Regions from separate parts of the Mus musculus genome. Here region 1 is linked to region 2. Evidence: chromatin loops called from intact Hi-C (ENCODE). Cell type or tissue: heart. All regions are shown on one strand. Each heading gives the region's core, and the rest is flanking DNA. Links, peaks and the distances in the headings are about the cores only.

What was found. Peaks named below come from ENCODE experiments on the same cell type or tissue, not always from the same donor. Only the 100,000 strongest peaks of a DNase experiment are listed, where the experiment ranks them.
Region 1: it touches region 2 in a loop (5-fold over the local background); 5 of 42 quality-filtered maps call a loop at or near these places.

Annotation. Positions count from the first base shown.
Region 1 is chr12:80,830,103-80,837,055 of GRCm38, reverse strand. All of the region lies in intron 2 of Susd6 (sushi domain containing 6), which reads right to left. Among named protein-coding and RNA genes, the nearest start is that of Susd6, 43 kb to the right of the region's middle. In heart, for the core only: a CTCF peak has its summit at 3,278; DNase peaks (open chromatin) are centred at 1,685 and 3,335.
Region 2 is chr12:80,881,821-80,888,773 of GRCm38, reverse strand. No RefSeq gene overlaps it. Among named protein-coding and RNA genes, the nearest start is that of Gm23298, 26 kb to the left of the region's middle. In heart, for the core only: no CTCF peak of the experiment used is centred there; DNase peaks (open chromatin) are centred at 3,213 and 4,693; H3K4me3 peaks cover 856 bases.

The DNA.
Region 1 (6,953 bases), core at 941-5,940, 52 kb after region 2:
ATTAAAGGTGTGTGCCACCATGCCCGGCTTGCAACACAACTCTTTACAGAGCTTAAAAGAGCAATTCTAAACTTCATGTGGAAAAACAAACAAAAAAAGCCAGGATAGCTAAAACAATCGTGAACAATAAAAGAACTTCTGGGGGTATCACCGTCCTTGATTTCAAGCTGTACTCCAGAGTAATAGTAATAAAAACTACATGGTATTGGTATAGAAACAGACTGATCAATAGAAATCAAGTTGAAGACACAGAAATAAATTCACATACCTATGAACACTTGATTTTTGACAAGGAAGCCAAAACCATACAACGGAAAAGGGAGAGCATCTCAACAAATGGTGCTGGTCTAACTGGATGTCAGCATGTAGAAGAATACAAATAAATCTGCATTTATCACCCTGCACAAAACTTAAGTCCAAATGGACCAAAGACCTCAAATTAAAACCAGACATACTAAATATAATAGAATAGAGAGTCGGGAATAGCCTTGAACTTGTCAGTACAGAAGACAACTGCCTGAACAGAACACCAATAGCTTAGGCACTAAGGTCAACAATTAATAAATGGGACCTCATGAAACTGAAAAGCTACTGTAAGGTAAAGGACACTACTAATAGGACAAAACAATAGCCTACAGATTGGGAAAAGATCTTCACCAACCTTATCTCTGACAGGGGGCTAATATTCAAAATACATAAAGAACTCAAGAAGCTAGACACCAACAAACCAAATAACCCAATTAAAAAATGGGATACAGAGCTACAGAGAATTCTTAACACAGCAATCTTGAATGGCCAAGAAGCACCCAAAGAAATGTTCAACATCCTTAGTCACCAGGGAAATGTAAGTAAAAATGACTCTGAGAATGCCTAAGATCAAAACTCAAGGGACAGCACAAGCTGGCGTGGTTTTGGAGAAAGGAGAATACTCTACTGCTGATGGGAGTGCAAACTTGTATAACCACTCTGAAAATCAATTTGGTGGTTTCTCAAAAAATTGGGAATACATCTATCTTAAGACCCAGCTATACCACTCCTGGCCATATACCCAAAAGATGTTCTAATATCCCACAAGGACACTTGATCAACTATGCTCAACTTGTTCATAGCAGCCTTATTCATAATATCCAGAAACTGGAAACAACTCAGATATCCCTCAGTTGAAGAATGGACAAAGAAAATGTGGTTCATTGTACACAATTGAATACTATTCAGTCATTAAAAACAAGGACATCGTGAATTTCACAGGCAAATGGATAGAGCTAGAAAATATTATCCTGAATGAGGTAAACCAGAACCAAAAGAGCATGCATGGTATATACTCACTTATAAGTGGATATTAGCCATAAAGTATGGATAACCACACAATAATCAACGGACTCAAAGAAGACAAATAACAAGGAGGGCCCAAGAGAAGATGGTTGAATCTTTCTCAGGAAGGGAAACAAAATAGATATCAGATGCTGATAGAAGGAGGGAATTGGGGGTGGGAAAATCAGAAGTAGGGAGAGCAGGGAAGAGAGAATGCAAATTGGCCGGGGGCCGGGGGCCGGGGGCCAGGGGGGGGGGGACGGGGGGCGGGGGAGAGGGGAGGAGGCAATTTCTAGGACATACAAGAGACCCGGTAGAGGCCCCAGGGGATATATTGGGTGATCCTAGCAATGGGGGATGTGGATCCGGAAGTGGCCACTTCCTCTAGCCAGGCAGGACTCCCAGTTGAGGAATAAGGACAGTAACCTACCCATAAACCTTTGACCCAAAATGTGTCTTGTCTAAGTACAGGGACAAAGATAGAGCAGAGATGGAGGAAAAGGCCAACCAATGACTGCCCCAAATTGAGACCCATCCCATGGGCAAGAACCAATTCCTAATGCTATTAATGATACAGTTATGCTTGCAGACAGAAACTTAGCCTCAGTGGGGGAGGATGCAGTTAGTCCCACAGCAACTTAACTTGTGAGGCTTGGGTAATGGGGGGGGGGGGGGCGCTAACACACTAAAGGAACTTCCTCTTTGCAAAGGGGAAGGTGGAATGAGGGAAGAATCTGCATGAGGGGGTACTGGAAGGTGAGGGGATCTGATATTGGGATGTAGAGTGAAGAAATAAATTTAGTTTGAAAAAAGGAAAAAGGGGGGGTAAATAGAAGATCCCTAGAACAAGCTGGCTAGCTAGACCGGTCAGACTGGTAAGCTATGGTTCAAGTGAGAAGAGATCCTTGGCTCAATGAATAAAGTGGACAGTGATCAAGGAAGACTCCAAAGGTCAACTTCAGGCTTCCATGTACATATGACCCCACATACATGCATGCTACACACACAAACACAAGGTGGGAGGTGAACCAAACGGCAGCTACATATAATAAATACAAAGCTACACTACTGACCTCAGTGGCTCTATGACAGTCACTACTGAAGGTACACATGAACTGAATCTATCTGACCCATTCACACTTCTATACAAATAAATTGTAAGAATTTAATATTAACCTTATCCTCTCATGAATTCAGATATCCTTGTATTTAATTTGCTCAAGTGAGTTGGAAGAGCTAAGCTATCAATGAAGTCTTATTCACATGGAACCATGGAAAGGCTGTCTTTTAAACACTGCTGTCTCTCTGGCCTCCAAAGGTAAACACCGGGCAGGCCAAAGTCATGCCTACCTTACCACAGTCCTGGCACCCAGCCACAGCAGCATAAGCCACCTAGAGTGGGAAGCTGCTCACACCCTTCAAAGGTTTATACTCCAAGTGACAAAGAAGAATGGAATCTTCCAGTGGGTAGGAGGTAATACAAAGAGTTCATCTATAAACCTACCCACAATCATTAGAGACTCTGAATACCAACTCATTTTCTTTCTTTTTTTCTCTTTGTTTTTAGTATGTTGTCATCTTCTTTTGATGAAAAGATGGACAGATTTAAAACAAAACAAAACAAAACACCTTCCAAGTTAACAAGTTAGACCACAGTAAAGGGATACCCACTGCTGAACAGATATAAGTTTCTGTTTAATGAGGATTTTAAACTAAGATTCAGGCAGGTAATCAGTTTGGTGGGCTCAGGTCTTATTTATTAGAAAGACATGTACCTGTTCTAAACATGGCACAATTAGTCTGCAGAGAATAATTTCTCAATGTCTTTTCATGATACCAGGGTTCAACAAACCCAGCAATTGACCTATCCAGCTCCTACCACAATCCTCAAGTCTTTTTATAGTCACAGGTAATTACCCCACGGAGAGATTACATCACTTCTGTCAGTAGGGTTTGCAGCTGACAGGAAGATGCTTTGCGGATGTTTTGGGAACTACATCCTCATTTAGAAACACATTGCTATGGCCCCCATTGTTCCTTTCTAAGAATAGAACTGCCTTGGCAAGCCCTGTGCCTAAACTGGAACCAAACAACCAAGAGCCACTGTGGGTAAGAACACAACTTCAGAAGAAAACATGGTAACCTAGAGATGACTCCTGTATCCTTTTGATACAGGAAAGAACACAGATAGGGTCTTTATTCATTATCAGAACAAGTCTCTGAGAGCTGGCCTTCACCCTTCAATCAGGAAACTTAAGAAATGGGTCCAAGGACACCTCCCATTCAGTACAGGTAGGCCAATGCCAGCAAAGTCATGAACAGAGTCAGATGAACATAAATATCAGCCAGTTCCAGCACTTGCAATTATGTGCCCAGGTAAGCTACCCAACATCCACCTAAGTTCCTCTCTCCATTAGGCACAGAAATGGTGTCCTTTATGTACATTTCCTATCTATCTGCTGTCCTACCACCCCCAGCTTGGTATACATTATCTAACTCAGGTCCTCCTGAGATGGTGAGGCGAGCCAAAGAAGTCTGACAAAATCTCTCTGCTACAGTAGTGCTTAGGGCCAAAGCTACATCCTATCATAAAGAATCTGGTTCTCAACAATTGTTTTTAATTTATTAATTTATTTATTTATTAATTTATTATATATAAGTACACTGTAGCTGTCTTCAGACACTCCAGAAGAGGGTGTCAGATCTTGTTACAGATGGTTGTGAGCCACCATGTGGTTGCTGGGATTTGAACTCCGGACCTTTGGAAGAGCAGTCAGGTGCTCTTACCCACTGAGCCATCTCACCAGCCCCAACAATTTTTATCTTTTAAAAACTAAGTACTTTACTTTCTCACTCTGCTGTATAGAGATACAGATGGCTGCTTTTCCCACTATCTCAAAATTGCATTGTGTGAACTGTGATGCTTAACATGGTATTATGCATCATGGCAACATGGGGAGAGGGTATCAGAAACAAAGAACACTGAGTTGTCAGTATCTTCTGAACTGAGAACGCAAAGCATTTGATCTAAGTCAGCAGGCCACCTCAATTGAGATCATCAAAATATGCAAAAATGAGCTTTGTGGAAAACATCAGGGATTCCTCAAGTAAGCAATCCTTCATCAGTCAGATTTAACACCTGCTCCAAATCTCTTAACCTGGACAAACAGTGACTCAGGGTATTCAGTTCATGTTTTCATGAGAGCAAAGGTGTTGTCTTCACAAAGTCCACTGTGCAGTGTGACTCAACAGTAGGTCACATAACAACTCTGTTGTTATTTAGAAGTTACATCACACCTTATATGTCATGTGCTGTCCAATCATTTTTATTAGTCTATACAACACACCAACCTGACATTCTTAAAGATTGTTGTTCCTCTTTAATAGCAGCATGAAAGAGGTCAAGTGAGGTCATAACTCAAGTTTCTTCGGATCAAGCAGACAGAGCTGGAAGAGACTTCCCACAGTGGGGTCCTAGTTCCTCTAGTCCAAGAAAGGTAGTGTGAGTAGCACACACACACAGTTTGTTTTTAATCCTGATCTTCCCATGAAGATCACGAATTGTGCTTCTGCACAACAAGATATGCTTCCTCTGTCACACCTAAAATGGAGCCTCCAATAAATAAATCTCTGTTTATAGAAAAGACCAAAGGAAAATCTGGCCTTTGGTTAATGCTTCTCTAATACTTTTGTTAGTATAATTCCAAATCTTGAGCTATAGATGGGAGAGACAACATCTAGGTGTGAAAACACACATCTGTAATCCTAGCACTTGAGAGGTTGAGACAGAAAGATCACTAGTACAAGGTCAGCCTGGCTACATAGTTGATATTCCTTCAAAAAACAACCAAAACAAACAAACAATCCTGAAGGATGAGGAAGAGAAGATGGAAGAAAGGGCAGGCAGGCAGGCAAGATGACTATGGAAATCAAACCCCAAACAATGTCATTTAACCCTAGAACTCTCAAGTGACCCTTTACACATGATTCTTCTTTGTTTAACCTGAGATTATAGTCAAGGCTCTGTGTAATTTTATAATCAGAGGCTATGATCACATAATGCCTCTAGGGAACGCATTGTCTATGGTCCAATGGGATTCTCATAACCATAAATGTGCCTGACATGTGAGCATGTCTATTGTCTACTAGAGTCCAATGGTGGCAAGGCTATATATTTTACAAACACTCATTTTAAGATATCTCTGAAATGGGTATTCAGGTGCAGCTACAAAAACACGTAAGAAATTGAGATTTAGGGTCTGGAAGAGATGGCTTAGTAGGTTAAGATCACTTGCTATTCAAGTTTGAGGACCTGAGGACTGAAGTTAGAATCCCTAGCATCCACATTAAAGCCTATAAAACATGTATCTATATTGTGGGGTGGAGATAAGGAGCTCCTGAGAGCTCACTAGCTGGCCAGGTAGCCAAAACAACGCTTCTAGTTCAGTGAGAGGCCCTGTCTCAAGGCAGTTAAGATAATAGAAGACACCAGATGTCTTACTCTGGCCTCCGCATGCATATGTTTAGGTACAGGAACTCACATTCACATTCATGCACGCCCCTAATACATACACACACACACACACACACACACACACACACACTCTCTCTCTCTCTCTCTCTCTCACACTCACACTCAAATTCACAAGGGGGAAGCAGGGGCTCTTCCTGAAAGGAACTGCCTTTCTTTAGCTTGACTGTTTATCTGAGAGTTTTGGTTTCCTGGTGAGCATACTTGGCACAGTGCTCATGGCAATCACAGCCATGCAGGTGTGCTCTGAGTTTTCAGGCCAAAGGGGTGGGTATCGTCTTCTCCTAGAAGCCACTTCACAGAGGGAAAACATTGGCAGCAATGTTGGCACACTGGACTTTAGTGATGGTGAAGCCCCTTCTCCCTGTATGCACTCTGCTCCCAGATAGTACATATGTTGTGAGGAATAAAAATGACTTGAATGTTAGGGTGGTAGGAAAGATTCTTTGCAGTGGGGAAGGGAAAGAAAACAGCTTCAACTTTTCCATTCTAGTCTGGGCCCACATTATAAACAGATAGTTTTTCCACAGTAAAGAATAATAATCCCTTTATCTAGCCAGTATGAAACTTTGGGTAGAAAGTTGGGGAGGTGTCTGGTAGGTGGAAAATGGAAGGAAGAAAGCATAGAACAATAAAAAGGAAGGTGGAGAGGATGAGATGGCTTAATGAAACTAAAGGGGCTAAAGACTTCCAATTCTCTGCTAGCAACAATGCAGCTTAACATGCTAGGGCAGCTTCCCAGGAAAAATCCGGGGAGATGCAGTTTGCAGTGGTTCCTAGGCACTAGTCCAGGTTCTGTTCCTGGACCTACCATTAGCTATTAAGACCTCGGGCAAATGGATAACTTCTGAAATCTGGCTGAGGAGTTCACCCCTAATCTAGTGCTGACAGTTGTCTCATTCAAGCACATACCTACTAAGCAGCATTTGTTCTAGGCTAACTGTGGGGAATGAGAACAGAGGAATACAAAACTTCTATGAAGAACCAAATCTTTTGTCTGTCTGATCCAGGGTCTCATTCTGCAGCCCAGGCTGGCCTTAAACTCATAATCCTCCTGCCTCAATTTCCTAAATGCTGGGATTATAGACAAAGAGCCAAACACTTTAGCCAC
Region 2 (6,953 bases), core at 789-5,788:
TTTATTTATTTATTTTATGTATATGAGTACACTATAGATGTATAGATGGTTGTGAGCCACCATGTGGTTGCTGGGATTTGAACTCAGGACTTTTGGAAGAGCAGTCAGCGCTCTTAACCACTGAGCCATCTCCAGCGCCGTTTTTGTTTTGTTTTTGTTTTTTGTTTGTTTTTTCCTAAAGGGATCTTCCTAAATACCCAGCTAGGTGATTCTCCTCAGCGCATGATGCTTCCTTTTGTTTGAGACTTGGTAGCCAAGGCTGACCTTGATTTGCTATGCACCAGAGAATGACCCTCAATTATTTTTTTTTTTTTTTTTTTTTAGACAGGGTCTTGCCTGGAACTCACATTTAGACCAGACTGGCTTGGAACTCATAGAGGTCGATCTGCCTCTGGCTCCAGAATGCTGGGGTTAAAGCCATGAACCATCAAAGCCAGCACCATTCAGGAGCTTTCTATGCACGCATGTGCACCACCTGCATGCGTGATGCCCAGTGGAGATCAGACAAAGGCATTAGATTCTGCGGAACTGGAGTTATGGTGGGCTGTGAGTCACCATGAGTGATGGGAGCTGAATCCGGGTCTTCTGCAAGAGCAACAAATACTTTTAACTGCTAGTGCTCTCTCCAACCCAAGATTTTTTTTTTTAAATTGTGTCTGTGGAGGAAAAAAAAGGGGGGGGGCGGTGAGGACGAGTGTGTGTAAAGACCAGAAGATCCTGTGCATCTGCAAGCACAGGGGGTTTGTGAGCCGAGCCAGCTGATGTAGGTATTGGGATCAGCACTTGGGTCCTAATGGAATACCAAGTACTGTTAACCCCTGAGCCATCTCTCTGTTCCTGGCCGCACATCTTTAGGAATGAATTGTTGAGAGAAGGAGCGAGGATAAGGATCTATGTTGTAATTTTAATGGCTGTCGTCAAATTACTTTCCACAAGGAATATTTCCAATTTTACTCTTGTTTTCCTTGTGTCTTCCATCAACCTAGCAGGCCAGAGATATAACTCCTGATGCTTTCATGGCCACTATTATTAAATAGCTTGACCGTTTCTGGATGCCTCCAATGAAAAATAGAAATGGACAAGAAGAACGTTGTGACTGGGTGGAAGTACTGTCCCCAGTGGGGTTCAGTGTTGTCCCTCCAGGTTCACTATCACCCCTTTTGGCTCAGCACTGGTGTTTGAACCTGGGGCCTCGTGCATGGAAGGCATCAATCACTCTGCCGCTGAGCTATGTTTCTACAGGGTTTTGGTAAGTTAGCCGTGTTGGGTTAAAACCGAGTTGGGAGCTCAGGCAGGCCTTGAGTTTCCAATCCTCCTGCCTCCGCTTTCTGAGTAGATAGGATTACAGACCTGGGGCCACAGGGCTTGATTCCCGCCCCCTCATTTCTGGAAATCACTAAGAAAAACGGTAAACAGTTTAATTTTTAACTTTGAGTAGCTAGCTGCCTGGTTGTTGCTGACAGGAAGTCACTCTCAGGCAGTGCATGCACCCTGTGTTGTCCCAGCCAAAGAGAAAGCAGGGCCTGTACTGGACACCTCAAATGCCTCCATCTGCAGAGAGAGAAGCCAGTTGGTCCCTAGGAAGTTCTGCTCAGCTGTTAGTAAGCCACAGACTTCAGGAGGGAAGGCTCTGCACTTGTCTGTGGGTATCCTGTTGCTGTGTCTTTGGTTGAAAATCAATGAAGTCTCCAGGCAGAAGTGGTGCATGTCTTTACTAGCACTTGGGAGGCAGAGGTAGGAGGACTTAAGAGTTCAAGGCCAAATCCGGCAGTAGTGGGTGCACACCTTTAATCCCAGCACTTGGGAGGCAGAGGCAGGCAGATTTCTGAGTTCGAGGTCAGCCTAGTTTATAAAGTGAGTTCCAGAACAGCCAGGGTCACACAGAGAAACCCTGTCTCCAAAAACCAAAAAAAAAAAAAAAAAAAAAAAAAAAAAAAGAGTTCAAGGTCAGTCTGGTCTACAGAGTTCTAGGACAGCCAGGAGGGAATATTGAAGTCTATCCTTGAAGAGAAAGGTACTCTTTTTGTTTGTTTGTTTGTTTTTCGAGACAGGGTTTCTCTTTATAGCCCTGGCTGTCCTGGAACTCACTTTGTAGACCAGGCTGGCCTCGAACTCAGAAATCCGCCTGCCTCTGCCTCTCAAGTGCTGGGATTAAAGGAGTGCGCCACCACGCCCGGCTGAGAAAGGTACTCTTAATCTGAGCTGATTTAAAGATTATCATAGGTTTGATTTGCCTCATATCAGACCTTATTTTTTTAAATCTCCAAAGAGGAGGGAGGAGGGGGAGGAGGGGGAAGAGGGGGAAGAGGAGGAGGAGGAGGAAGAGAGAGAGAGAGAGAGAGAGAGAGAGAGAGAGAGAGAGAGAGAGAGAGAAAGAGAGAGAAAGAGAGAGAAAGAGAGAGAAAGAGAGAGAGAAAAGGAGGAGGAACAATAATTTTTTTATGTTCCTCACTTTAGAATTTGCTACTTATTTACTCACTTCTTATTCCTGTGGATGTCTATAACCTGAAAGACCCTCCTCTTCCCATTTTGCTCAATAGCCCCTTGCTCACTTCTCCGTGAAAAGTATTAAACCATAATTTATTCTCTAAGACACAAAGCAAGAGGCATCTTCTTTCATGGGGGACACTATGCTCCTCCCCCACAGCACCGACCCACCTCTTCACTCCGCAGCCACTCTGCCAATTGGTCTTTACAGCTTTCCATCCTTACCGTGGTCTTCTTTGTAAAGCCCTCTTCCCCACTGTACACATGCTTTGAGGGGTAAACTGAGTCTCACTCACCACTGCCTTCTGAGAAGCTAGTATCAGACTTTGTGTGATGCCAGATAATAGTTTACTGAACACATTCAAAACGGAATGAGCTCTGAAATGACTGGAGCAGAGGTAGGAAGCGGCCATCCGCTAGAGTGGCGGTGGCGTAAAGTCCCACCTAGTCTCTGAGAACAGCCACTCAAGGGCTTCAGGAAACCAGTGCCCCACCCCCATCCCCACCCCGAAATGAGGCAGCATATGCCTGATGTGTTTGTGCTGAACCAAAGAACTTGTTTCACATGCCCCCTCCCCTTCCCCCGACTCTCCAGATGTTGAGCTCAGCTGGCAGGCTTCATCTACAAACAAGCTGTCTTCACTGGAGGTCACACTGTTATTCCCCAAGGGAAGTTCCTCTGGGGAGATGTCCACACTTGCCAGACCTTCTGCCTTGCAGGACTAAGTTGAGAAGCCTAGACCCAACCGCTATCTCAGACTTATAAAGTCTAAGCTGCCCCCGCAGACTGCTGGGGCCACATCCAAGTTGCGAAATTTCCTTTTCCCAGGACACAGGGGTGTCAGGGGAAGTCCAGAAAACCAGGCAGCTGTTCCCCTCCAGGGCATGGGATGGGACTTTCTTGTGGTTTTATAATGTTCGCAAACAACTTGCAGGAGAACCAAGCCCAGCTCAGGAATGTGTACCATCCCAAAACAAGCTCACAGTCAAATAGTATCTCATTTAACAATGAAAGGGAAAACCCTGGAAATGCCCCAGCACTATTTCCTGAAGAAAAGCTGCAAGACACAATTCCTCTGGGCCAGGGGCAGACAGGAGTTGCAGGGTGGCTCATTGTGCCAACTGCTCGGGCAAAGCCACACCAGGGATGGGGGGGGGGGTGGGAGGGAGACCGGGGGCTCAGCTTTACATGGGATGGCCTCGGGAACTCTTGGGAGGAAATTTTGGCCAGGATAATACTTAGACTAGGGCCAGGTGCTGGGGGAGGTATTCCCAGAAAGTAATGACCAAAGCAGTGGGATGTAGAGGTGACTAGTAGTCCCCATGGGGCTCAATCCAGGAGCCTGGATTCAAATCCTAGCTCAGTGGGAGACTGGCTACTTAAGGTGGCCTTGGGCTGCACTTGGATCCGCCTGAGTTACTTTTTTCTTTTCTTTTCTTTTCTTTTCTTTTCTTTTCTTTTCTTTTTTTTTTTTTTTTCACTTATGAAATGGGTAAATGGCCTGTGCCTTGTAAAAGTGGCTTTCTCACAGGCCAATGTCCCTGTTGGCATTTTGTCTAGGCTCTGCCCCACAATTACCTGGCAACAGCCAGGTACGCCTGACTCACTATAAAAGGGGCTGCTTCTCTCTCTCTCTCTCTCTCTCTCTCTCTCTCTCTCTCTCTCTCCTTCCCTCCCCATGCCCTGAATAAACTATTCTATACTATACCATCATGTGGCTGGTCCCTCAGGGGGAAGGGATGCCTCAGCATGGGTCCACAGAGGCACCCCCTTCTCCCACACCATACCTTACCTCCACCCAACATATTCCTGTTTTTTTTTTTTTTTTCCTTTTCTTTTTATAAAACACAGCAGTCCCTGGTGGGATTCACTTCTTCACTGCATGGGTGGGACCTGGCGATTATGTTTTTCTTCTCTGGGCTAGTTGAGAAGGCAGGCCACCAACTCCACAGTGGGGTGGGCTGTTCATATTCCCCTTTGGCTGCTTATTCTATGTCCAAGGTTTTTGGGAACAAAGAGAACAGGGGCTGCAGGATGGCTCCCAGCTCACTTGGCTCTCCTAGGACCAGGAACCATATTGACTGCTGGGGCAAAGCCAAGCCCTTCCCAAAGCCACTTTGATAAAGTGAAAACCTTTGGAGCACTCAATCCTAAGTGGGATGACGGCATCACTGCTCCCCCCAGCACCGCCCTCTCCCACTCAGGGATCTATGCATTAGAGGAGGCAGAAAGATCTTAAGTGTTGTGTTTGATAAACGGCAGTGGTGTCATGCGGGAGGAGGGAGCACCTCAGAGAGCAGGGCAAGGTGATTCCCTCAGAGGAATCAGTCATATGACAGGCCTAGTGGAAGGACGATTTTTTTTGGCAGGAAGGGAAGAGGATCTGGGGAAGGGGGTAGAGGAGAGAGGAAGAGGCTGGCTGGCCCAGGACACATGGGAAATGGATCGAGGGAGAAAGAGGGAGGAAAGGGGAGGGAGGGGGAGGGGGAGGGAGAAGGAGGGAAAGAGAGCGAGCAAGAGAGAACTTAAAGTTGGGTGGGTAGAGAAACTAGGATCTGGGAGGAGTAGGGTGGACATGATAAAAATACATTGTATCCAAGTTTTTTTCTCAATTAAAAAAAAGTTAGCCTGGCGCGGTGGCACATGCCTTTAATCCCAGCACTGGGGAGGCAGAGGCAGGCTAGCCTCAAACAGAGTGAGTTCCAGGACAGCCAGGGCTTCACAGAGAAACCCTGTCTCGAAAAACCAAAAAACCAAAAAAAAAAAAAAAAAAAAAAACCAAGCAGAAATGCAGACTTACTGAGGGTGTGGGACAGAAACATACTCTAGCACTCAGCTCCATTCCTGCTCTGCTACCAGGTGGCCAGAAGACACATTAGCAGGACAGCTCTGTATCTTCAACTGCAGAACTGAGAAGCAAATGGCCACTGTACCATCTGTGCTTTGTCTTCCCTTGGACACTAAGTTCCAGGGGGCTGGGGAAACAACCTTCAAGCTCTCTTGGTAGAGCTAGTTTGAATGGTTTTCTGTTCTTGCATCCTGAGGTAACTTGGGGTTATAGGCAGAGCTCCCTGGGGCATATATTAAGAATGAAGGCTGGAAGACAGATTTGAATTCTAGTTTCTACCATTTCATAGCAGTGTGACTTTATAATAACGCACTTTTTGATTGCTATTAACCATTATTGTAGTACTGGGGACAGAACCTAAGATTCTGTGCTTCCTAGACCAATCACCCTGATTTGGGGTTTTGTTGTTTTAGACAGTCTCTTGCTATACAGCCCAACCTAGCCTTGAACCTATGATCCCACTACCCCAGCATTTACACTCTTAAGCCCATTTCTTTATTTATAAAGCTCACGTTCACCATCATGCCACTACTCCTACCCCTGCCTCAGTCCAGTAAGTTGCTAGGGACTAGGGAAGTGCAGACTGAGCCCAGAATGCACTCCATAGAAACTCTGTTGCTGTATTTTGAGTTTGACTCTTTCAAACACATCTCCACCACACCTAAGTTCCTGTCTTCTTTGTCTTGTGATCTGTTCTCCATTATCACTTAATCAATCAGTCTATCTACTTATCTACCATCATTAGTATTTTTTTTTTCTTTCCGAGACAGGGTTTCTCTGTGTAGCCCTGGCTGTCCTGGAACTCACTCTGTAGACCAGGGTGGCCTCAAACCCAGAAATCCACCTGCCTCTGCCTTGGCCTCCCAAGTGTTAGGATTAAAGGTGTGCGCCACAACTGCCCCGCTTGTCATTAGTATTTCACTATGCATCCCCGGCTGGCCTGGAATTTGCTATGTAGGTCAGAGATCTGTGTGCACCACCACTCCCAATTGTTTTTAATTCAGTCCTCACTGCCTTCTTCCTTAAATACATCTTTCCTTGTGGTGCTAGGGTTCAAACTTCTGAGGCCTTTGATGATGCCAGGGAAGTGCTGTTCCATTGACCTACATACCTCTCCCCCCTTTTAATGGCAGGGTCTCACTGTAGTCATGGCTGGCCTTGAACCCCCAATCTTGCTTCTGCTTCTGAAGGGTGACATTAAAGGCATACAACACACTCCTGGTCTTCCTACAGTTCTGTCTAGCTTTCCTCTGTACTGCTGGCAGTGATCTGTGTACCCCTGAGATGTGTTTCCCCCTGCATCCAGTCACCTAACAGCTCTGTGTTAAAAGTACTGACTGAATTTACCAACTTCTATCCCAACAGCCATCTTCCTAGAGATCCTATTGTCATCCACCCAGCTCACTAGGGTCTTATATCCCTACATCCATCCTTTAGATGCAGTCAGAGTCCATCCCCTAACCCCTTCAATTTTAGTTAATGCTATGGCATTAACTGAGACCTGCCAAGGTGATGTCCATGCCCATAGGGTGTGCAAACATCCCTAGTGGGCTGTGGAGACTCCCCATTCTCCATATTACCTCCTTGTGGTCCAAGTCACTGTCTCCTCAAATTCAG